3 separate regions of the Mus musculus genome follow, and regions 1 and 3 are each linked to region 2. A link is a loop called in an ENCODE intact Hi-C map of the cell type or tissue named here. Cell type or tissue: left cerebral cortex. All regions are shown on one strand.

Region 1 (8,000 bases), 150 kb before region 2:
TGTATTTAAGCACACCTCCACTACCTAAGTGAAAGAATGTAGGAATGAACAAAGGATCGCTACAAAGTCAGAAACACTTGGCACCCTCTAACTTCTTAGGCTGAATCTGATACCAGCCTTTGGCTCCAAGTTAATTCCACTATTATCTCATAGCCAAATAAATTTCCCTCTGAAACCCCAATCGCCATTCTGACTATTCCCTCTTACACATTTCTGCTAATAGTAATATAAAAGAAACTGATCTTGATAAACAAGTCATTAAACACCATACCAAATTGTAGAAAAATAAAAGCTTATGGACACATGTGGAAAGATTTCTGGATGCTTTAGTGGGGGAAGGGTCACATTATTACACAGGAACCACAAATAAAGATTGGCCAGGGTGACAGCAGGGCCAGTCATCGGGTTTCTTCGACGGAACACTAAACACTCCCATAGTGCTCCAACCTGTGAACTCAAGGTTCCGTATTCTGCGAGGCCAGCAAGAAATGTCACATTTCCTTTTGTGATCCACTTTAAAACCAGCTGGCCATTAGTTCTTTTCAAGTAGCAACCTGTTCTGCCTTGCATGAAACTGTTTGTCATTTGAAGTACAACTGGCTGTGTTCACGAACAAATCAGTTCTACGTTTGCTCTTGAGGTTTAAATGGTGCTATTAAGTCCTTCTAAGTATATCTGAAAAGAGCAAGATGGAGGGAAGGGGAGAGGGAAAGGAGGAGGGAGAAGAGGGGGAAGGCAGAGGTAGATTAAACAATACAACGAGGAAAAAGCTACTGACCTAAAAGGGGAAGTGTCAGCCTTCTGCTGTTCTCTGAAAACCCCTGTTTTATGAAGTCTACTATCTATGAGATTCAGAAAGGTCTTAGGTAAAGCTTAGTGAGGAAGCTGAAACTTAGGAAAAACAGGACAACTGCCTTAGCTCCATTAGCTCGCCCTTAACACTGCACAGTATCTCCCAACAGTCCAGCTGGCTGCAACCCAAACTATTGATTGCAGCTAGATTGCAGGCAAGAGACTGGCACCTAAAAACATGCTTCAGGTAGCCAAGAATGCTCCCACTGACCCTTCAAGTGCTTTGGGGAACATGCCCTTGACAGTCACAAGGACACATCTCCCAGATAGTATTATATAGATTTTGGCTCACTGTTTGCTGAATGGTTTCCACACCCACACAAAGTTCCTCATCTATGACATTAAAGTGCCAAAGATGCTTCTATGTATTAACAGAATAGCACCTAAAACCAATGAACCAATATGCTAAGAATCAGTTGAAAAGCACCAGAAGTGTAGCTTTGTGGCAAAGTATATGCTTAACATGGGCATGGTATCAGGTTCAATCCCACCACCAAACAAACAAACAAACAAAACACTACTAACTGCCATCAATAAAACTCTGTGTAGGAGGGCAAGTAAGACAAAGGGGAGGGGAGAGGAAAGAGGTGGGAAAAGGAAGAAGAAAAAGGGGGTGGAGAAAGGTAAAGAGAAAAACAAAACCACACCCTCTCAATAGAGCATGGACACTATAAACACCTCATAACATGCTTTAACGCATTAGCCCCACATAAAACCACCTCTGTAACCACACCAGTCACCTGGCAGAAGATGTGACCTCAGCGGCATATGTGGTTTTACTACTAGCTCTCATATCCATTCAGCGCTGGCCATCCACCACACACAGCAGTCTTCAGAGAAGGCTAAGAGCTGTTCACCAAAAAACTGGCTGTGCAGGGAGCAGCCTTCTGACTGTCTAAAGTATTTTACCCTTCATAACCTTTCCTCTGCAATTATATTCTTTCCCTGGCTATAGCTGGGTTAGCTGACCCCTTCTAAAACAATGCCATTATTGCTGCTATTATTGCTATTATTATTATTATTATTATTATTATTATTATTATTATTATTATTTGCCTTGATTCCTATCACCAGTTTATCCTCTGTAACCAGGTTAGTCATCTGGATGGACAGCACCACCAAACACCAAAGGACTGATATGACACACTGTGCTGTTCACCCACAATTTCTGACCTGAATCACTCATTCTCAGATAATAGAGGCAGCAGCCAGTTCACAGGGGAGAGGAGAAAATGCAAGTGCAGCATCATCATAACCTGAGGAGCAGTGGCTCTCCAGGTAAGAAAACTGACTCTATCCAGCTAAACACAGAACGGCACATTTTCACTGCCATTAACTTCAGGAAGATCTCAGCTAATTTCATAGAATTTATAAACGAAACCCACTCTGTGAACGTTATGTATGTCACCCCTCAGCCTCTCACAGCCTGCACAGCCATCAATACTTGGAAAGCGGTCAACTTCTTCCTCTGCATGGAACAAAGAAACATTCCAGAGATGCTATATGCATGCTAAAAAAATTTCCCACCAAACCCATCTGTTTGTGATTTTTATCTCCCACCTAATTACAGCTGAAATAATACAGTATGATTTACACTTCTTGTTCAAGTGTGACATATCTAATAGATTATTCAATATTAGTTTATCCAGCTATGTCATACTGACAGTAGCACTTAATGTTAATCAGGAGCGTGCCTATGTATCAATTTTAAGCCTCACACAGTTCAATGAAATTATCAGAGTTCCAAGACACCATCGATATGTTTTGATCTATATGTCAAGAGTCATGGGGTGTGTGTTAATTTTCCCTTCTTGTTATTACTCACTGCATGGGATGGGAAAAGAGCACAGCTGAGCCTGTGAATCCACTCTGCCTCCTCTCTATGGTTTAGACACTTAAGGCCCCATCTATGAAGACAGTACACTCGGATGAGACTCTGACTCAAGGGAACCCACTCAGTCTACATTTCCCTGTCCTTCGAAGCTGCACAAAATCAAGCCCTTCCTTGTAGGAGCTTGTCTTCTTGACCCACCTCCTCTGAGACCCATTTACAAGCTTCATACAAAACGATAAACCTTCAAAGGCTACTACTCTACCTCAACTAAGCAGGTTATCTCCATTCTCAGCATCTGTTTCATCAACTATACAACTACAATTTATTCTGCTGAGCTATTAAAAAAACTAAATGATTTAGCCCAACTAAAGTGCCAAGCAAAGTAATTAAGTACAGGGTTAAGGGCTAATTTGTTTTTCTTTTGAGACATGGTCTCACTAAGTATTCCTGACCGGCCTGGAGCTGGAAGATCTTCATGACAATATGTGAAGTTCCCAAAAGACAAATATTGTTTGATTCCTATGCCAGCTAATCAGAATATTGCAATTCAGGGACAGGAACAAAGAAAGGTCCTTTGCCAACGCCTGAGTAATGAGAGAATAGGGAAATGCTCCTTAATAAGTAGGGTTTTACATTTTGTAGGATGAAGAGTTGAGAAGATTGGTTACACAACCAATGGGAATGTAGTTTAAGAACCACACTTTTAGATACTAAAGATTCTCGTGTGTGTGTGTGTGTGTGTGTGTGTGTGTATTACTTTTTTTAATTTAATAGGAAAGTTTTTCATTTTTAATCTAGCTGTAAGGCATGTGTGTCCTCCTGGCATGACATGACCTCACAACCCATAGCAGCTGTGATTATATACTGGTAACCTTCATAAGATTGGGCTCATGAACATTCTATAAAGGCTGGGAGGAGTTCAATCTTTGGGCAAAGTTTGCTGGAAGTTGGTATAGTCACTTCTAAGTTGTCTGCTCTTCTTTAAGCACACCCTCACCTACACTGCCTTCTGGCCTAGTCGGGTGCCTAAACAAATGAGGCCTCCACTCACACAGACACACACATAATTAAAGAGAAAAAATAATCTTAAAAAAATACTAGTATATAAAAACAAAGGGGAAAAAAGGTAGTTAGCTAAATATGCCAGCAGAACAAAGTTAAACGTGGAGGTAGGGGGAACACAAAATGACAATGGCATTCATGTGAAACACTGCTGTATATGACCTCATATCACCAAGAAGAATCAGGTATGTGCTTCTGATGAACTCCACTTTATAAATAATAAAGGAAAGATTCAGAGAAGCCACGCCATGAAGCTCAAAAGCCTCTTAAGTGGTGGGTTATGATAAAACCCCAGACTCTAGGTCTCTTTTGTCTAAAATACAATACAGAGAGATGATGGACAGTTAGGAGTGACCTCTCTGTTAGAGAAAAGTAACAACCAGAGCATTTCAAAACAGACCTAGTAGGGAGGTAGATAGCCTTCCTTACCAAGGGAATCAGAGCCAAGTCGTCTTATGTAACTGTTTATCCAAATTCAGCTCTAAACAGACATGCTACTACCTTCATCCCGGCGCTGGCCTCCACACCCTGCTGGGTTAGATATGAAAGGCTCAGGATGCCCAAGCATCCTGGTTGCATCACTGGGTGGCACTGTCTCCCAGGTCCCCAGGCATTTTCTCCCTGTTTCACAGCACAGTAGATAACGACATTCTGTGTAGCACTCAACTGCACCGAAGCAACTTCAGCATCATGATGAAGGGTTGTTCTCAACACTTTTACTATCCTTATATAAAATGTGTGTGTAAGGCAAGTGTAAGGTGTTGCTGCTGTTTTTAGGTTCATCTTCGGTTGTCACGCATTTAGAGGTGTGAATATCTGAGTATCATTTTTTCCCATACTTTTATCTAATACTGTACCAACCATGAGCTTTATGGTGAAGACACGTAACAAAACGGATTCTATATTATGGTTTCACACATAATGTTTCTTACAAAAACCATCATTGTTTCTAAAAAGAACACGTTAGGAACACACAAGACCTCTCTCTCACTTGCAACCAACCAATTTATAGAACACAAAAGAATGCAAAGACTTTTCATAGACATATGTCTTTAAATCAAACATTTCAGGCTGGGGAGACAGCTCATTGAATAAAGCGCCTGCCACACAAGCTTGAGGGCCTGAACATGGATCCTCTGAACTGACATAAAGCTGGGCTCAGCAGTGCACCCATGACCTCAGCGGTGAGGGGGGGGGGGTATGAAAATGCTGAGAGCTTGCTGGCCAACTAGTCCTGGCACAAAGGCAAGCTTCAGGTACAATAAGAAACCTTGTCTCAAAATATAAAATAAAAAGATTATAAAATAAAATAAGGGCATTTCATTGTTAGCCTCTGACCTTCACACATCCCACATATGTAGATACACTATCTATCTATCCATCTATCTATCTGCATAAACAATAATAAGCATTTCATCACTGTTGCTTCTTTCTAGGATGGAACCAGTTCTTGCTTAGTTGTCTACACTGTACTTGAATCCCTAGGCTTGAATGATTCTTACTGATCGCCGATTCTCCATTGGCTGGGACTATAATTACACACTGCCATTCCCAGCTTTTCCCCCTTAAAATATGGGTGTTCAATTTTTTAAAAAAAAGAAAATGTATTAAATAACTTTCTTAAAAGTAATTACCAAAGCCAAGCCTCCATCCCTGCATCTTCAACAGTAACTTTATTGCCAGAAAAGCCCCTGTGCCACCATGCCTCACCAAATAAATGCTATAATTTTATAATTAAAATATTTGAAAATATGCCTTGTAAGGCTTATAAATTCACTAGTTCTTAACTGTACATGACTATCGATTCTCCAATAACAACTATTTTTTCCCTCTTTAGGGTATAAAAATTAACGAGTAAACATTGTTTATTATGACACTATTCAGAATTGCTGAGACAAGGAATCAACTTCCACTGATAGACTGATGGGGGGTGGCATGTACATAAACCATCCACTGATAGACAGATGGGGGGGGTGGCATGTACATAGACCATCCACTGATAGACAGATGGGGGGGTGGCATGTACATAAACCATCCACTGATAGACAGATGAGGGGGTGGCATGTACATAGACCATCCACTGATAGACTGATGGGGGTTGGCATGTACATAAACCATCCACTGATAGACAGATGAGGGGGTGGCATGTACATAGACCATCTACTGATAGACTGATGGGGGTTGGCATGTACATAAACCATCCACTGATAGACAGATGAGGGGGTGGCATGTACATAGACCATCCACTGATAGACAGATGGGGGAGGGTTGGCATGTACATAGACCATCCACTGATAGACTGATGGGGGTTGGCATGTACATAAACCATCCACTGATAGACAGATGAGGGGGGGTTGGCATGTACATAGAATATCCACTGATAGACAGATGAGGGGTTCATACATACATACATACATACATACATACAACAAGAGGGATTTTTTTCTATTGCTAAACAAACAGTATAAATCCTTGTCATTTCTAACAACATAGTTAAACTTGGAAATTATCCTGTGACCTGAAATAAATGAGACAGAGAGAGATAAATATTACTTGTTCTCACTCACATGAATAAACTTAACAAGATGGTCTCACAAAGTTACAGAATAGAATAGTGGTTGCCAGAGGCTGATAAGAAGAAAGGGAGGAAGACAAAGAATTAGGCGCTAAGTATAAAACATAAGAGAATTAAGACCAAGTACTCAACAACCCAGTAGGTCATCACTACAGTTAACGGTAATTTGAAGTTTGAAGAGGGGGCTGTGGATGTTTCCAGCACATGTAACAAATGTTGGAGGTGACAGTTATGCTTTGATTATGACTTGATGATTGCAGGACACACATGTGTTGAAATATTTCCTTATACCCTGAGAATATATGTAAATACTATGTCAATCAAAAATTTTAAGTGTAAATTTAAGAAAACATATAAATATGGCTCAGGGCACAGCACTTGTTAAAGACAACTATGCTAAAATGTTTGGAAATAGGCCATAAATGACAGCAGCCAAAAGGACACTGTAAGTAGTTACATAGGGCACATTGCCCTAATACTACAGATAGAATAATTGAGGCACAGAAAAAGGCAGTAGATGACAACACTGAACAAAACTTGAGTCCTTCTGCATTCTCTCAGCCCAAGCTACACCCCTCAACGGCAGCAGGGTAGCTGGAGCCCTTCTAATAAGACCCTGCACTACAACACCACACCAGAGTGCACATTTTGCAAACCTTAGAACTGTGCTCACACGCTGCTGTAACCTCAGAACCAACAAAAACGCTCTGGCAAGAGAACATATGCAACAAATAAGTTGAGTGAGTGAAAACAAGAAGTCCCTTCATTATTCATCCATGACCTAAACTCCAGCCAACAGATTCATCGAGATGTCTGTATTGCCGAGTGCATGGAAGACCAAGAGGAAGGAAGCAGGGTAAACGTAGAGGTAAGCTGGAAACACTTGCCTTTGCAGGGAGAACCTCAGCCTTCAAATGCTGGCTCCGATTCTAGTTAATTCCAGCTCACACAGCTAGTATCAGTACTGTACAATCTACAAAGTTCACGGAGGGTTTGAAGAATCCCCTGTGTTCGGAGAAGTGCTTCTCCGAACTCCTCTCTAGTTTCAAAATCAACAACCCTCTCTGTCCAAACTTCCCCTCAGCCCCGCCTCTGTACCAAGACATCAAGAAAATACAATGCACAGAAAGACAATCCCACAGACTCCCTGACAGGACTGAGCTCTTTAACGCTGCCATTCTAACTGACTGGATCAATAGACAATGAAGAACAACAGCCATCCGTGGCCCCCACAGCCAGTCACCGCCTTAATAATAAGCAATGTGTTTCCATTCCAGTCACAGACGCAGCAGCCAGCCAAATATGCCATTCGAAGAAGTGGTGCAATGGAAGGTACAGCCCTTAAATAGCTGTAGGTTGCCAGATGATGGCACACTGGATCGGATACAATTCTCCCAGCCAGAGGATCAAGGCTAAACCTCAGAACTGGTGCCCAGTTTCTTCTAGAACAGTTTGGGGGTATTTCCAGGCAGCTGAAGCATGCATTTATTACCCTTTCAAGTTAGAGATTATTTTGACCCATGAACTACAGTATGTCAAATGGACCCAAGCCAGCACAGAAGGAGGAAAAAGCAACTCAGCATTCACTCCTTCAGTTGGTTGGCCAACTGTGAAGGAGGAATCAGCACACTCCACGAAGATTTATCTTATGTGGAGTGGATGTACCAGCACACCCAG
Region 2 (8,000 bases):
ACTTCTAATCAGTACTTGTGCTCACTCTTCTGTTGACCTACATTATTCCACAATAATCCCAACAGTTGTTTTCTGTGCTTAATGACTTTCTAGTCTTAACAATCTCTCAAACTAAATAATCACCATTTATTTTTGACAGTATTTTTAAAAAAATAGCTTTATACACAAGTGTCCCAGAACCTCTATCACAATAAATTACTTTGGGTTTGTTTTTGTGCTGGAAGACTGAACCCAGAGCCTTGCACATGCTAGGCAAGTACTTTACCATTGAGTTACACTCCCATAAAAAAAAAAAAAATGTATTAACCTTTTTCCAAGTAAGTGTTAATGGAACACCTCTCTCAGAACCAACCACTTCTTTAAATCATCTGACTCATTGTATCTTACTCAACATAGCTAAAGCAGTTAATCTCCACAGCTAGCAAGAGCCACAGGGAGGCCTCCTACCAAGGCCTGCAAATTCACCTCACATAAAGACTCCTCCAACTAATCATTGCTTCACAGAGTAAAGCACAGAAGTCCGGTGAGTATGGTAAAAAGGCTTGAGTTCACGCACACAAGCAATCCACACTCTTCCCCCTGCTCCAATCACTCAGAACGTCCTCAGAACCTGGAGTTATGCACTCTTCTCAGAACTGCAATGACGGGACCTGAACCTCCTTCAGCAATCTCACAGGCAAACTTTGCAAGACAGAAAGAAAAACAGTCCAGTCGTGGAGAAAGACTCTGATCCATGCCTTTCTCTAGCTCTGAAACAGCACTGGAAATGCTCTGACCCTCTGTGAATTACCATGCCATGTGCTGCAAGCCAAGAGCCAGCTAACCAGAAACCTTTGTTTTAACACCAATGTCAAATTCCCCTCTCATCCCAACCTTCTTTTCCAGGTTGCTAAAAAGCAGTAATACATAAAACCAGAAGGGTCCGAGGGAAGATAAAAGCATTGGCTGGAGGGCAACTTGGTGGCATCAGAATCGAGCAGCAGCTGTCACACTGAGAAAGAGCTATTAGTGAAAAGGGGTCACCAACACTCACCTCCTGGTGGGGTTAGGAAAAAAAATCAGGAAAACAGTTGACACGAGGCAGAAAAATAAGTGGACATCTCTCTATTAATATTATCACAGACCTCATGTGCCATTCCTGCGGCAGCCTCCCGTACACCAGCCTCCGAAGCTGAGCTTCTACACTCTTCTGTCAGCCCAATCCCCTGACTCTCCGAGATCACCAAAGTCCAAGATCTGGGATGGGTTCTTTGACACCTTAACCCATATTCCCTACTGACTTATGGATACAGTGCTGAGAATTTAAATATTCTGTGGCCAGAGAGATTTAGGAGATAAGGTACACTCTATTTCCTCCTCTGATAATCCAAATTCACATTCAAATAATAAAGACTTTTAATTCTGGCAGAACGAGTCATTCTAAAATGTATTTGAGAACTGATCATTCTGCTGCAGTCCAAAACACAAATGAGGGACCTGGACAAGGCTATGCTCCCTTTCAGCCTGAGAGCATTCGCTATAACTTCAACTCAATCTTTCCACATACAGAGGACTGGGGAAAAGATTGCTTAAGGAGGTGATGTCCCAAGGTGGCTCAATACAACTACTCAGAAAGGCCAAGTCTGGCTGCTGGGTCTCCCGGTCTCCTAAGAACTTCTTTGATAATTCTGTACTCTTTCCTACCAGACTTCCCGGCCCCTAGTCTTAATCGCCCAGTGTCTTCTTGGACTTCTTCCTGTGGTGCCTTCATTATTTCTTCAGAAAGCGCTCCCATTTTTCACTACTATCTTATCCACCAATCACTACATACTTCTAGGGCCCATCTTTTCCAGAAGGACTTCTCAAGGGCTGAGGATGTAATTCAGTTAATAGGCTGCTTTCTTAGCACATACACAAAGCGCCCGCACAGCCAAAATAGAAGATGAGGTCGACACCTATTTTCCCAGCACTCAGAAGGTGGAAGGAGGAAGATCACAAGTTCATGGCCATCCTCCATTACACAGTAAGTTCGAACCCAGCCTACAGTGCATGAGACCATGTCTCAAAACACACACAGCCACACAAAACCTTATCTCACTCTCTCCTCTCTAAAAGTCTACTTAAGTTAACATGACTCAAGTATCTGTTTCAAAATCATTTTGTAGGTATTAGATTTAACTTATCAACGATATTGCATCTTTCCAGACGTTATGAACATTTTAGGCTCCTCAACTCCTAGTGGCTAGTACGTATTAAGCACTGCATACATGTCTGCTGAGTGGCATGAGGCACATCATAAACTTACAAAGTGAACTCTCAAAACTAAATGACTAGCACCTACTAGACCTAAGAAAGAAAAGTGTCAGATTCCGTATAAAAGTCTTAATAGACCACTGATACGAGGGTGAATCCTGAAGCAGAACTAGGCAGCAATGGTCACGGGAAAGCCTGTATTTGATCCTCTACACACAGAAATCAGTCTTCCCCCCACCCCACCCCCACCCCCAGAACACTACAGCACCAACAGACTTATCTGGCAAGTCTACCAGTGTCATCTTTCTTTCCCTGTGGTCAGCTGTACAAAAAGAAACATGCAAGTTAGAAAAGAAGAAGAGTAGGAAAAAATAACTGATTTGCAAAGTCAAATTTTCAGCCAGGAGTAGTATCCTGGCTTCCTAATAGAAACCTAAAGAATGCTGAAAAGCACCTCAGCCGACACACCATGAAGTACATCCTGTTGGTACCAGAGTACCGAAATTCCCATTTACACTCTGAGTGCTAGAAGCCACTTTGTTTGGGTTTATGCCAAGTGGGATAGCCCAGCACTCTGGAGGCTGGAGCAGGGTTTTACTGAATGTGCAGGTCTAGCCTGTGCTACAGAACACCACCCTGCCCACTACCCTCCCAGAAAACTAAAACAGGCAACACATTTAGAACTACTTGCCCTCGTCCTAACATCTAAAGAATACCCAAACACGAACTACTGTTTCTAAATGGCACTTCTGCTTCTCAACTGTGTAATGAGAACACACAGTTCAACTTTAGCCTCCTCACCTACCCTCTTATCTTCTATCATGAGACTCTTGGTAATCACATACTTGAACTTCAGGGCACAATTACTCAAGACAAGTGTCCCTGCAGAATATGCAACTACCTCAGCCAGTTTCACTGCTTATAACATGTGGGAGATGCCAAACTGCCCTCTGAGCGTCCCATCTTCTTATATAAAAAAATCTAACGATTGTAAAGAATAAGCATAAGATTGCAGGCTGCCATTATGCTTATTACCTTTAGCCTAGTATCTGTAAAACCAAAGCTGGTCTGGAAGAATTTATATCAAAATATTCCATTATCACTTAGGAGTTTCTGGAAGGAAGGGAGGAGGGAAGGAGGGAAGGAGGGAAGGAGGGAGGGAGGGAAGGAAGGAAGGAAGGAAGGAAGGAAGGAAGGAAGGAAGGAAGGAAAGAAGTCGCAGCCACCACAAAGTCTCTAAGGACAAAATCTTAGAGTCAGTTTGTCTATTCACGACCTAAGTATGTGATCCCCAAGTCTGCCAGAAATGGCTCTAAACTGGTGTAATTTGTAAGCCTAACTGTCCAAGCCAATACCTATGGCTTCTTGATGATTCATGGTAAAAGTTATTTTCATTTACAAGCACAAGCATGGATTTAGGGTAACTCTTGGTATCTGTGGTAATTCTTAACATAGATATTCTTTTTTTATATAAGTATAGAATAGAGTTTATTCAAGGAATGGGGAGGGGAGTTAAGAGAGTAAGTCAGAGAGTCAGTCCTAGAGGCAGAAAAAGGCAGAGGGAAGGAGAGAGTAGAGAAGCAGGGGCCGGCCATGGCCATGTGGAGTTGGGGGGGGGGGGGGATGGGGAGCAGAGGGGGAGCAAGGGGGCAAGAGGCAAAAGAGAGACAAGAGTGTAAGAGGGTAAGAGCCATACACATGTTCTCAACACACACTTTTATCCAAGCTCAGAGTTGAATTGCCTGCTCCACCTAAGCCTTCACATTTTTCGGTGACGGTTCAGTAAATCTTTCAAATTTAGTGTAGTGAACATCAGAGACTCTCTAACTGTCACTGCAAGCTTAGGTTCAAACCATCCAACATGGACACAGTGTGTTAACAGCCAATATATCTACACTTCGCTCACCACCACTACCCCCACCACCACCACCAAAAAAAAAAAAAAAAAAAAAAAAAAGTAAACATGATTATTTTTATCTTCCAATACATGGTTTTAACAGGTTTATTAGCAGGTTTTTTTCTACAAAATCTGAACTTTCTAAAAAACATAACTCGACAGAATACTAGTGAACTGTTAATTTACTGAGGAGAGATAATGGTACTGTGGGGATTTCTAAAGTCATCTGAATCATTTATATATACTTGAGAGGTTAATGCAGAAATATTTACAGATGTCATCAGAGCAGGTCTGAAAGATGAGAGAGAGCTCAATGAACTACAGAAGGAGCAACATAGGAATTGTAAGTTATGGGCTCTGGGGGTGTTGGGTGCATTGGAGTTTACCCCTACTGTTCCATGTACTTTCTCATACAAAAAAAAAATTTTAATTATACCCTTTATACCAATGCACCATTACATATGTGATATCGTGTGGATACAGAAGTACCATAGCGTTCAGCTAACCAAATCATCCTCAGGTTTTAAATCAAGAAAAGTCTCGGAGAAGTAAGTTGCATCGCAGAAAGAGGTATGGTATTCAAGGTACATCTTGAACTCGGTTGTCTTTAAAGATTATAAATTTTAAGGCTTAAAACAAGACTGGACCAAGAACATTTTCTAGCAAAACAAGTGCAAAATTTTCTTCCATCTCCACCTGAGAAGACATAGATGGCCCCTCTTGCTGACTAAGTGGGGCCACCCAGCAGGGCATGGCAACTACCCAGAGCACAGAACCACTTGTAAGCAGCTTTTTCAAGTCTTTCCTTCACCAACCATAGGCAGCCATACTGAGCCAAAGCCCAGGCAGCATTCTCTCTTAGGAGACATGATGCCACTCCAATGCCCATTTTAAAGCAAGAAAGAGGTCACATTGCAGTACCCATCCACCACTGCAAAGTTCAAAAACACAGTTATAAGCATCCTGACTGGTGACACTCAATACTTGGCACTCAGAGAACCAACTCTAAAATGGATGTTTAAGCCAAATACTAGCATCAAAATCTCTGGTCATCACCAAGGCCAGGATCGCCAGCCTCCCTTCCTTCCTCCCCAACCAGTAGCTACCAGCCACCGGCCACCACCCCCATCCAAAGCACTTTACAGAAATGAACAAGTCTGACAGACAGGAAGACTGCCTTTTTAAAAACACTTAAACTTGACATCCAAACACAGGTCTAGAACCCACAACCTAAACCTGCACAGTCAGTGCACATAAGGCTTATGCTCTCATTAACAAAGCTCAACTTGGCACCCCTGAAACAATAACACAATATCAGCAAAGATAAATAAATAAATTAAATAAATAAATAAATAAATAAATAAATAAAGGGAAGAGAAAAGTTTCTCCACACCATTATGTCAGGTGCCATGAAAGGCTACAAACCAACCATATTTTGGTTTTGTCCTGGATCAACTCAGGAGGCCCTCGGAACCTCCTGTGTATGTGTGGCTGTGTGTGTTGAGGGTGGGGAAAGGGAGGAAGAGGAGGAAAGAAAGCAGTTAAATGTATACACACCAATGACCAATCCCAGCACCAAAGCAAATCTTCCCAGGCAAAGATACTTTTCTGTGACCCTTGGACTGTCTCCCTCCAGCTCCTTCCATCCTACAAACACACACACACACACACACACACACACACACACACACACACCAGGAGCCTCTTAGCAGGCAGGAAAATATGCATTTGAAAAACCAAGGCTGCCTGCAGGTGCCTCAGGAATAAAGACAGACACACAAACACATACACAAAGCCAATCACTTGGGGTGGGGGGCACATACAAAAAAAGGAAAAGAGGGACAACTGGTGACAAGCCCTTCAGCAGCCAGCTAGGATTTTATCTTGCCTCATACCAGCCCTCCCTGGTGTACCTTCTTCTGTCCTTCAACTAAATTGCTCATGTATACACACACACACACACACACACACACACACACACACCAACACAACCCACACGCAAATGTATGTGTGTGGATAATATTGTCATTAACCCTTTCTGCAATATAGCCCCATGCATTATATAAAAAGATATTCCATCCTTTCCTCTTCTCCCCTCCTCCCTCCTTTCTCCCAACAAGGAGAAAACGCCCCCTTCCCCAGCTTCACCAAAAAAAGGGGAGGGGGGAGTATAGAAAAGCCACAAAACCCTAGCAGCCTCTGATCCCCAGGACATCCAGAAAAAGCATATACTAGACAGACTAAAACACACACACACACACACACACACACACACACACACACGCATGGGAACATATGGCTCTGTAGAAAGCACACAGAGAACAGTCCACAGGCGCCCCAAACCCAAGCAAAGACTTCCACCAGCCAAGAAGCCATGATTGGGGAGGGAGAAGAAGAGGAAAGGAGTGGGGGTAGAACCATCCGTGGAGAAGGGGGGCGCATTGTTGTGATGCCTGAACCCCTTTCTTTCCACCCATCTGCTGTGGAGGGAGGTGGGGGTGCAGGAAGGGGGCGCAAGGGAAAGGCAAGCTGGACAAGAACGAAACCAGTAGAAGACCAGACCAGGCATACAGCTTAGCGATTCCCTCCTTGCTGCCAATCTGCCCCCAGCTCCCCCTACATACAACCCCACACCCAACAATAAGACCTCGGCCGAGACTGAGAGCTTCGAGTGCGGCGGGGGAGGCAAGAAAACCGGGGTGCAGCCGAGTGTGGGGGGTGTCATGCATAAAAGGAAACCATGGGGGGAACAGAAAAGGGGGTCCCCCCTTACCTCCAGCGCTTCAAAAGTAACAAAGCTGGTCATGGCAAATCCATCAATGATGTCCTCTTCGGCTGAGGTGGACTCTCTGCGCTTCCTCCGCGGGGGTCTGGGCCGGGACGGGGCGGAGGATGGGGGCTTTCCATTGTCTTCCTTGTCGGAGCCCGACGATGAAGCCAGCGAGGGAGCCCGGGTCCGGCCGGCTCCTATACCACCCGCCGCACCGGTTCCTAACCCGGCCCGGGAGCGTCTCTCCCGGTCTCGCTGTGATCGAGACCTCCGCTTTTTCCGGAGTCCATGTCCCCGCGTCGGGCCATCCATGGTTCTTTTAACCGCGCCGGGGATCTTCCCCGTTCACCTACCCGCGCGCCACAGGCTCGGGCCGCGGCCACACACACACACACACACCCCAAGAAGAAAAAAAAAATTGACACCGAGCCCCCCTTCCTCCTGCACGGGCTTTTCCCTCCCGCCGCGAGGAAGGGCGCGGGGGAGAAAGCGGCTGGGAGAAATAAAAAAAAAAAAAAAAAAAAGAATCCGAAGAAGAACAAGAAGGGAGGGCAGGGGGGAAAAGAGAAAGAAAAAAGGGGGAAGGGGCGGGGAGACGGGGAGGGAGGGACGGGGAAGCGAGAGGGCGAAGTGTGGGGCTCCCCTCTGCACCGAGGGTCGGAGATGCCTGCGAACAGCGCCGAGCAAAGTAATGGCTGAACACACAGGTCTCCTTTACAGAGGAAAGGGGGAAAAAAATAACTCACCAAGCAGGCAATAAATCAGAATAGCGGAATGCTTTGATCAAGAGACTGGGGAAGCCCTCCCCGCGGCCATGCTCTCTCCCCACCACTGAAATCGCCTTGCTTCTCCCTTTCTCTAGAGACCCCCCAAAAAATTTTAAAAAAAAAAAAGCCCGAGGTCCGAAAAGGTCACGGTGAAGTGAGGGGTGGGTGGCAATGAACTTCACCCGCCCCCTCGTGCAGGAAAACACCCCACACCTCCGCCTCTCTCACACACTCGCCTCGCAGAAAAACTCACTCCCGGGCTCCCAGTCTTTTTTTAAGAAATGCATCCAAGGGAAGCCAGGGCTGGAGAGCGAGCTGAGAGGGGCGAGACCCC
Region 3 (8,000 bases), 1.3 Mb after region 2:
TCTCACTGACCAATATTTTGACAATCTAGTTGGACTCAAGCATACACAGTGTCCTCATTGTTCATTCTTTCCACAGATTGTGATGTGTGCTGCGTGTAAAGAAGTCTTCCAGGCACTGACAAACGAGAGCTCTACTTTCCAGAAACTTACAATACAGGAGAAAAAAATATGAGCAGATACACACTATCCAGATAGGGGCTTACTAACAAGCTTACTGCTGCAAGCAGGGAGACCTGAGTTTGACCTCCCCAGAGCCCACCTTAAAAACCAACTTTCTCTATAATATGCCAGAGACCTGGGATGTGGGGAGGCTCCAAGGTGTCTATAGCTGAGACACCTCTAGCTGAGACTCCCAGCAATTGGGGATATAGATCCTGTAGTAGCCACGTTCTGAGGTCAGGCAGGATTCCCAGTGGGGGGATAAGCACAGCAACCCACCCACAAAAACCTTTGACCCATAATGTGTCCTGCCTATAAGATGTGCAGGGAAAAAGATAGAGCAGAGACAGAGGGAATAGCTAACCAATGATTGACCCAAATTGAGACCCATCCTGTGGGCAAAAGACAATCCCTGGCACTATTAATGATACTGTTATGCAGGCAGATAAGTGCCTAGCATAACTGTCCTCTGACAGGCTCCACCCAGCAGCCAATGGAAAGAAATGCAGAGACCCACAGCCAAACATTAGATGGAGCTCAGGGAATCTTGTGGAAGAGTTGAGGAAAAGATTGAGGGGTCCAAAGAGAACAGGAATTCCATAGGCCAACAGAGTCAAGTAACCTGAACCCTCAGGGGCTTCCAGAGATTAAACACCACCAACCAAAGAGCAAGCATTGGCTGGACCTAGGGCCCCTGCACATATATAGCAGACATGCAGCTCGGTCTTCACGTGGGTCCCAAGCAACTGGAGCTGTCCCTAAATCTGCTGCCTGCCTGTGAATCTGGTTTTCCTTAACTGGGCCACCTTGTCTGGCCTCAGAGGGAGAGAATGCACCTAGTCCTGCAGTGACCTGATGAGCCAGGAGGGCCCAGTGGTAAGGAAGTAGAAACCTGCAGATCCCTGTGGCTCACAAGCAAGCCAGTCTAGCCCACCAGGACAAGTTGCAGACCAGTGAGATAGCCTGTCTCAAAATCACTTTACACACACAAACAAACAATATATGAGGAATGGCACCTGTGGGTATCCCCTGGCATCCATCCATGCAGGAACACATGCATCATCAAACATGAACAAGCAAACACATCAAAATAATTTCGGGATGATCGCCAGGATATGGCCCTCCTATAGTCAGAATGGTTTTCATGAACAGAGATTTGAGTCCATATGAAAGACTAGGAAGCAATTCACTGGGCAAAGCATCCTGTGTATGTAAGAGGGTTTCTAGGTTGAATAAACAGCAGGTGCAACCAGAAAAGGCATGATGTGTGCAGAAGGCAATATTTGTGTGCCACCCTCCCCTGCCCTGGGGATGCACAGAAGATCAATATGCCGCAGAGACTTTCTAGTTTCCTTTCCGTTGCTGTGATAAAATGTTCTGACCAACAATGACTTGGGGAGGGAAGGATTTATTTAATCTTACACTTCCGGGTTATAGTCTACCATGAGCAAGAACTCAAGGCAGGAACCTAAAACAGAAACCGTGGCTTAATAACAGATTTGTGCTTCCCTAGCTTTCTTATCCAGCTCAGGAACACCTGCCTAAGGAGAGTACTCCCCACAGTGAGCTTTGTCCTTCTTCATCAATTCATAATGAAGACAATCCCCCATAGATGTGCCCCTCGTCGCTGTCAATCTGCTTTAGACTCCTTCCAGATGACGGTAGCCTGTGTTAACAGAGCTAACTAGGACTGGTGGTAAATTCAGCCTGATTTCAATACCAGACCATAGAGATCATCTTCTCAATGGTCCAGAAACCAGAGGGTGGAAGGGCTAACAGCAGGTGATAGGTTTCTAAGTTCATCACACCTCTGCAGTCAAACAGCTTAGCTCATAGGTGATAGATGGAGGGAAAGAAGGTGCAGATTCAGGAATCACTGAAAGGCAGTCACAGTGGCATGGATGTCCTTAATCCCAGTACTCAGGAGACTGAGATGGGAGGAGCATACATTCAAGGCAAGCCTGGATGACAAAGTGAAACCCTGCATCAAAAATAACAACAAAACCAACCAAACAAGCAAAAAAAAAAAACAAAAAACAAAAAACAAAAAACAAACAAACAAAAAACCCACAATAAATGAGAGGTATATATACACAGATTGTATCAATTCCCTTTCTATTGCTGTGATGAATTAGCCTTGAAATAACAACCTAAGTGAGGAAGGGATTATTTTGTCTCTCATTTCTGAATTTTGTCACCATGCCTTCCACCTTCCCACCATAATGGACTGCATCTTCTCAACTGTGAGCTCAAATACACCCCTCCCCTCCATTATGTTGCTTTTTGTCAGACATTTGGTCACATTAAGAAAAGTAATTAGGTTAATAACAGACCTGATCCTTCCTGACACACTTAAAGGGTGGAACATTCTTCCCAGATCTCCCAAGCAACTACACTGATTTGCCTCCTCCTAAAGAGTTTGGTCTTCTTTCCTTCCTTCCTTCCTTCCTTCCTTCCTTCCTTCCTTCCTTCCTTTCTTTCTTTCTTTGTTTCTTTCTTTCTTTCTCTCTTTCTTTCTTTCTTTCAACTATATGAAAACTTATATATGTTAAATTTGCAAACACCTTGAGTGCCAAAAGTCTTCCAGTCTAGGGCCCTAATTCAAAGTCTTTCCTTTATGCATCATCCCCAGAATCTCAGGAATGCCAAAGGATGTTCACAAAGCTTTCCCAGCCCTCTGAGCCTTGCCACTTCCAAAGACATCCACCAGTTCTATCCTCCTTCACCAAGTCTACAGGGCAGTCTAGTACAGGGCAGCAGAGGTGTAGACAAGATTGAATTGGATATGTAAGCCAAAACTATTGGGGAGTCCCCCACTTCCAAATAACTCATTGGCTACTCAGTGAATGGTTTTCTGGGTTCTGTCCTCTTCGTGCCTGTCATCATATCTCTGTGGTTTGAATCACTGAAACAAAAACTCTACACATTTCCCCCCAGGTAGCTAATCGCCCCTTATCTTGCAGTTGTGCACATAATTTACTTTGGATGAAATCTAATGCTCATAAATCCATACTGTGTTGTTTTCTTTCTTTTGCTTCACAGTCAATTTTTTTCAGCAAGCAATCACCCTTTAAGATGTGCTGATAGCCTTTCCTTACCTTCTGATTCTTGAGTGTCGATCTGAGGAGTTCCTGGATGGATTGTTTTCTTCTGGAATCAAGAAGCTACTGCAGCAATAGGATATCTACTAGGACCACTTGACGGGTAGCTATTCCTCTTCCTAACACATAGGACTGGGAAGACAGCTTAGATAGCCTACTGGGGGAGGTACTTGGCCACAGAAGCATCTAAGCTGAGTCAGATCCTGAGAGCTCACTTTAAAAGAGGAGGTTGGTGGTGCTCACTTAGTGCTGGAGAGGAAGAGATGGTCAGTCTGGTCTACTGGGTGAGACCCCAGGTCCCACTGGGAGACACTGTCTCAAAAACCGAAGTTTGACATATCCCAACATTGACCTTTGATCTCTACATGAGCGTAAGTATGTATGTATCCATACAAACATTCTCACAAACACATATGTATTCACACATGAGCATGCATGCACACACATGTGCGCACACATAGACACAGACAGACAGACACATACACACACACAATGAGCTATACGAAGAATATACTTGGAATCAGACAACACTTGGCTATTTACCCACTCAGCAAGTATTTATTATCGGTCGTGCAGTTCAGTCCTGCTTCTGTCTGCTAAAATTGTATTAATGAGTGAACAAGATAAGCATCATTCTTGCTGCATTCCCAGAATGAGATCAAAAGTTTGTGTCCTAGCCGGGCGTGGTGGCGCACACCTTTAATCCCAGCACTCAGGAGGCAGAGGCAGGCGGATTTCTGAGTTCAAAGCCAGCCTGGTCTACAAAGTGAGCTCCAGGACAGCCAGGGCTATACAGAGAAACCCTGTCTCGAAAAACCAAAAAAATAAAAAATAAAAATAAATAAAAAATAAAAAGTTTGTGTCCTTGAGTTGCTCAATCTGAGCAGTTTGCTAGATCCCTCAAGCCTGATTTCTCTTCTGGTCCATTTATCCGAATAATACTATGAGCTTTCTGGAATTTAAAGAGAGGGGAAATATTAGAAATTAAAACCAGGATTTGGCCCATACTAGGAAAATACTCTATTAGTTAAGCTACAACTTCAACTCTTTTCCAATTTTTTATTCTGGGATAGTCTTACATAGATGCCCAGGCTGGCCTTGAACTCACCCTGTTGCCTAGGTTGGCCTTGAACCCATGGTCCTCCTGCTTTAGCCTCCCAAGTAACTGGACTGACAGGTCTACAAAGTTCTGGCTGATTGCAATTGTAAACTGAGTGATAGAAGTGACTGGTAACATGCCAGGCACTCAAAACCATCAACTGACACATGTAGAGACTTTCTATCTTGACCCAGAATTCCCAGGAACACCCTCAAGTTTATGGTAACTACCCGATGGCACCATCAAATTTAAATTGGGGGTTTGTGAGCCAGTTGGAAATAGTCAAGGTATAAAAATTCACAGACTATGGCAAGAATGAAAAAGCAAATATAAACCTCTTTACGTGGTTCCCTGCTTAATTTATTCCCAACTTTGTCTTAAGTGATACTTTTCACCAGTATATATGAAATGGAAGGGGGAAAAAAAACATCTAGAGTTAGAATTCCCTGTGGTTGTTTCCTATTAGGTCCGTGATGCACTACTGCCCCCGTGTGTACCAAGCTTGGCTAGCAAGGATCTGGCACCCACACTGACATTAGGATATTGAATTTTATTTTATTTTATTATTTTTTGAGCAAGAACACTTAAGAAGAAGAAAAAATAGACTCTCAAAAATCCTCTTTATCCAAGATCAAATAGAATAAAACCCAATTAAGTCAGAGCAGCTGTTGGTGTTTAACCAACTCAAGCGGCACATCTTTTCCTTCCGTCGGTGATGTGTATTGGACATCCGGCTCCATTTACAGGAAATGGATGCATTAACCCCAGAGATAAGAAGAAATCCCTTAATAGAGTAGAGGGCTCAGGATGCTCCCAAGTGGCAGACTCTGGTTCCTAATATAAGCACATGTCTCTGCTCAGAATGATTTCTAACACCATGGGTCAGTCAGCCTGAGCTTTGTTCCCTGCTTGAAAGAACTTCTAGACTCCTCTGCCTCAGGCTAGCAAAGTGTGTCTCTGTGCTGTATGAGTCAAGGTCAAGAGACATCTATCAAACTAGATCTATCGATCCTGTTAGGATTCTAAGATTTAAGTATTGTGCAATTTAGAGGGCACAGCTCACTGATGCCTAAATCGAAGGTGGTGGTTACAATTGATTGTGAAATTGACAGGACTTAAAATAATCCAGCAGATAAGTATTGGGGCATATCTGTGAGGGATTATCTAGATTACTTTAATTGAGGTGGGAAGGGCCACCAGGAATGTGGGTGGCACCATTCCATAGACTGGGGTCCCAGACTGAGTAAAAAGGAGACAGTGAGCTGAGCACCAACATCCATCTCTCTCTGCTTCCTGACTGTATGTGCAATGTGGCTGGCTGCCTCATGCTCCTGCCACTATGACTATACCCTCAAACTGTGAGCCAAAGTAAACTCCCCCTCTAGTTGTGTTTTTCAAGTATTTTGTCCTAGCAGCACGACAAGTAAGCAATCTGAGTCTAGAGGACACCTGCTGAGACTTCCAGGTTCCTGTGTCCTGGAAAAAAGAATTTGACTGGAGACCCACAGAATGTGATAGAAATAGAGGGAGTTCATTAAGAAAGAGAAAGACAACATCAAGAATGAAACTGAGCTAGAGAGTTATGACAGGTCTGAGGTCTATACTAGGAGCCTGTTGTATGATAATTTTCCAGGAGAAGCATGAATAAATATCTCCATCCAGTCAGAGAATCAATGGCATACCAAAGTAAGCATAACACCAAAGTTCAACTTGGTGAAACAGTGAGTTTATTTGGGACTATGTGCAGGAGTATAAGTGATGAATGACTAATAGGAGCAGGGAGGACCCAAAGTAAGCTGGATCACTGAAAGCCCACCCATAGCAGGGGTAACAGCTCATAAAAACTGGAACCCTGGAGTTCACTGCATGACTTTAAGGCAGATCTACTAGTTGGAGAGGATATATTTCTGGTATCTCAGCTCAGCTGAGCTTCCTCAGCAGCTATAACTGCCTATATTGCCTTTGGAACTATGGGACTTTGTACATCTTGTCAGTTTCAGGGACTTCCTGTGACTTCTGAGTTGTTTACTTCCTGAGCCTTAATATTAGCCTATCTTTACAACATCCTGAATCTTAATAAGCTTACCTCTATGGTAGAACTTAGCCGCTCTAAGGAAATATCTACACGGGAATAGAGATGTAAGGATGTTCAGAATGTTTCAAGAATATTACTTGAGAGTACAAGTTTTAGAGAGATCAAATAAAGTTCAATGTGGGCAGAGCACAAGGCATGCAAAGAAGGGTACTGTCAATCAGGGATGCCCCAGGGGTGCTCAGGGTGGAATTGGGTTATGGACTAAAGATGGGAACGGAAAGGATGGGACACAGAATGTTACAAAGAACAGGAAGATCTGATTTTCACCAGGACAAGGGTCAGTTGAATTGTGGGAAAATCTAAAACAGAAAGCCCAAAAGAAGACAGTTATGACAGTCTAGGTTGAAGAAACCAAGTATGAATTAAATATTAGAAGAAACAACTACATAATTATTACAACTATCTTTAGCCATTAGAATTGTGTAGGCCACTCTAAACTCTTTCCTAATTGTTCCTGACTGGTGTCATAAAAATTAACATGTTTGGAGGCTTGTCTTACAAGCAAATAGACCTGAGTTCAAGCCCCAGAACACACAAGATATGATGACATACATTTATGATTTCAGTTCTGGGAAGATGCAGAAGATAGGAAATTCCCTGGTACTAGTTGGCCAGCCAGTTTAACCTACTTGGTGAGTTCTAGACCAGTGAGATATCCTGTCTCGAGACTAAAAGTGGTGCTTGGTCCTTCTCTTTTGTCCTATTCCACATCACTGAGGATAGTTCCATCGAGCCTTCTGTCTCTAAATTGTCCATCTTTACATGTCCCTAGTTTCCACACATGCCAGAGGTTTCAGACTTGCAAATCATATGATGTGATGCTTTTACAGCTCAAGATCAGCTAGAAAACTCAATGGATGGTAATGATGGGGAATCCTGAGTTTTTCTGGCATAAGCTAGCTTACCTTGGCTTTGGTCCTAGATGCCTACCTATGCTTTAAATGTTATCTGCTGACTCTTCTACCGATACTAAGTCTTCCAACTCATAGTTCAGTGGTGGTTGCTTAAAGGTAACATCTCAGGGAAGACAATCTGAAAAGGAGCCAAAGTCTAATGCTAACTGTACACTCTGATACACCCCTGTGAGACTTTTCCTGGGGAAAAAATGTGAACAGACAAACCCCTGATGACAGTTTAAAGAAACTATTCAACTCAAGTCTAGCTTCACAAACCACTGAGTGTATTGGGGTTCCTTGCAGGAGTAAAGGTGATAGAAACATGGGTGTTATAAAGCCTGCTGTATCTCCCCAAATCCTACATGAACGTAAGTGATGTCTCACAGAAGCTACCTTCTTTGTTCGCTTCTCTTAACTTGCACTCTGCCTGGAAGTTTGGAGAGGGTTCTTTCTATAGCAGTTGTTACCGTTTATACAACCATAAGGCGAGAGCATGTGTATCTCTTAAGTTTCAGGAACTTCCTGAGACTTGTGAGTTTAGATAACTTCTAGAGCCTCATAAGTATCCTTTCCTTCCTGAGTTTCAGTGAGCTTCCCTCCCAGATGAAATGTCCCAATCCCTAGAAAATAGTTATGCAATACCACTTTAG

What was found. A loop is a pair of places that touch in the nucleus more often than their neighbours do. Peaks named below come from ENCODE experiments on the same cell type or tissue, not always from the same donor. Only the 100,000 strongest peaks of a DNase experiment are listed, where the experiment ranks them.
Region 1: it touches region 2 in a loop (2.4-fold over the local background); 4 of 42 quality-filtered maps call a loop at or near these places.
Region 3: it touches region 2 in a loop (2.5-fold over the local background); 2 of 42 quality-filtered maps call a loop at or near these places.

The regions. Positions count from the first base shown.
Region 1 is chr5:132,384,662-132,392,661 of GRCm38, forward strand. The region is part of intron 1 of Auts2 (autism susceptibility candidate 2); the gene reads right to left. Among named protein-coding and RNA genes, the nearest start is that of Auts2, 150 kb to the right of the region's middle. In left cerebral cortex, a CTCF peak has its summit at 4,321; a DNase peak (open chromatin) is centred at 4,353; H3K4me3 peaks cover 333 bases.
Region 2 is chr5:132,534,613-132,542,612 of GRCm38, forward strand. It overlaps Auts2 (autism susceptibility candidate 2), which reads right to left. Exons shown (of 20, transcript NM_001363480.1): 1 at 6,903-8,000. The coding sequence starts at 7,211. Among named protein-coding and RNA genes, the nearest start is that of Auts2, 4.6 kb to the right of the region's middle. In left cerebral cortex, no CTCF peak of the experiment used is centred here; DNase peaks (open chromatin) are centred at 4,942, 5,931, 6,533, 7,066 and 1 more place; H3K4me3 peaks cover 2,521 bases; H3K27ac peaks cover 1,533 bases.
Region 3 is chr5:133,791,001-133,799,000 of GRCm38, forward strand. No RefSeq gene overlaps it. Among named protein-coding and RNA genes, the nearest start is that of Gm36667, 200 kb to the left of the region's middle. In left cerebral cortex, a CTCF peak has its summit at 4,860; DNase peaks (open chromatin) are centred at 3,444, 4,603 and 4,848.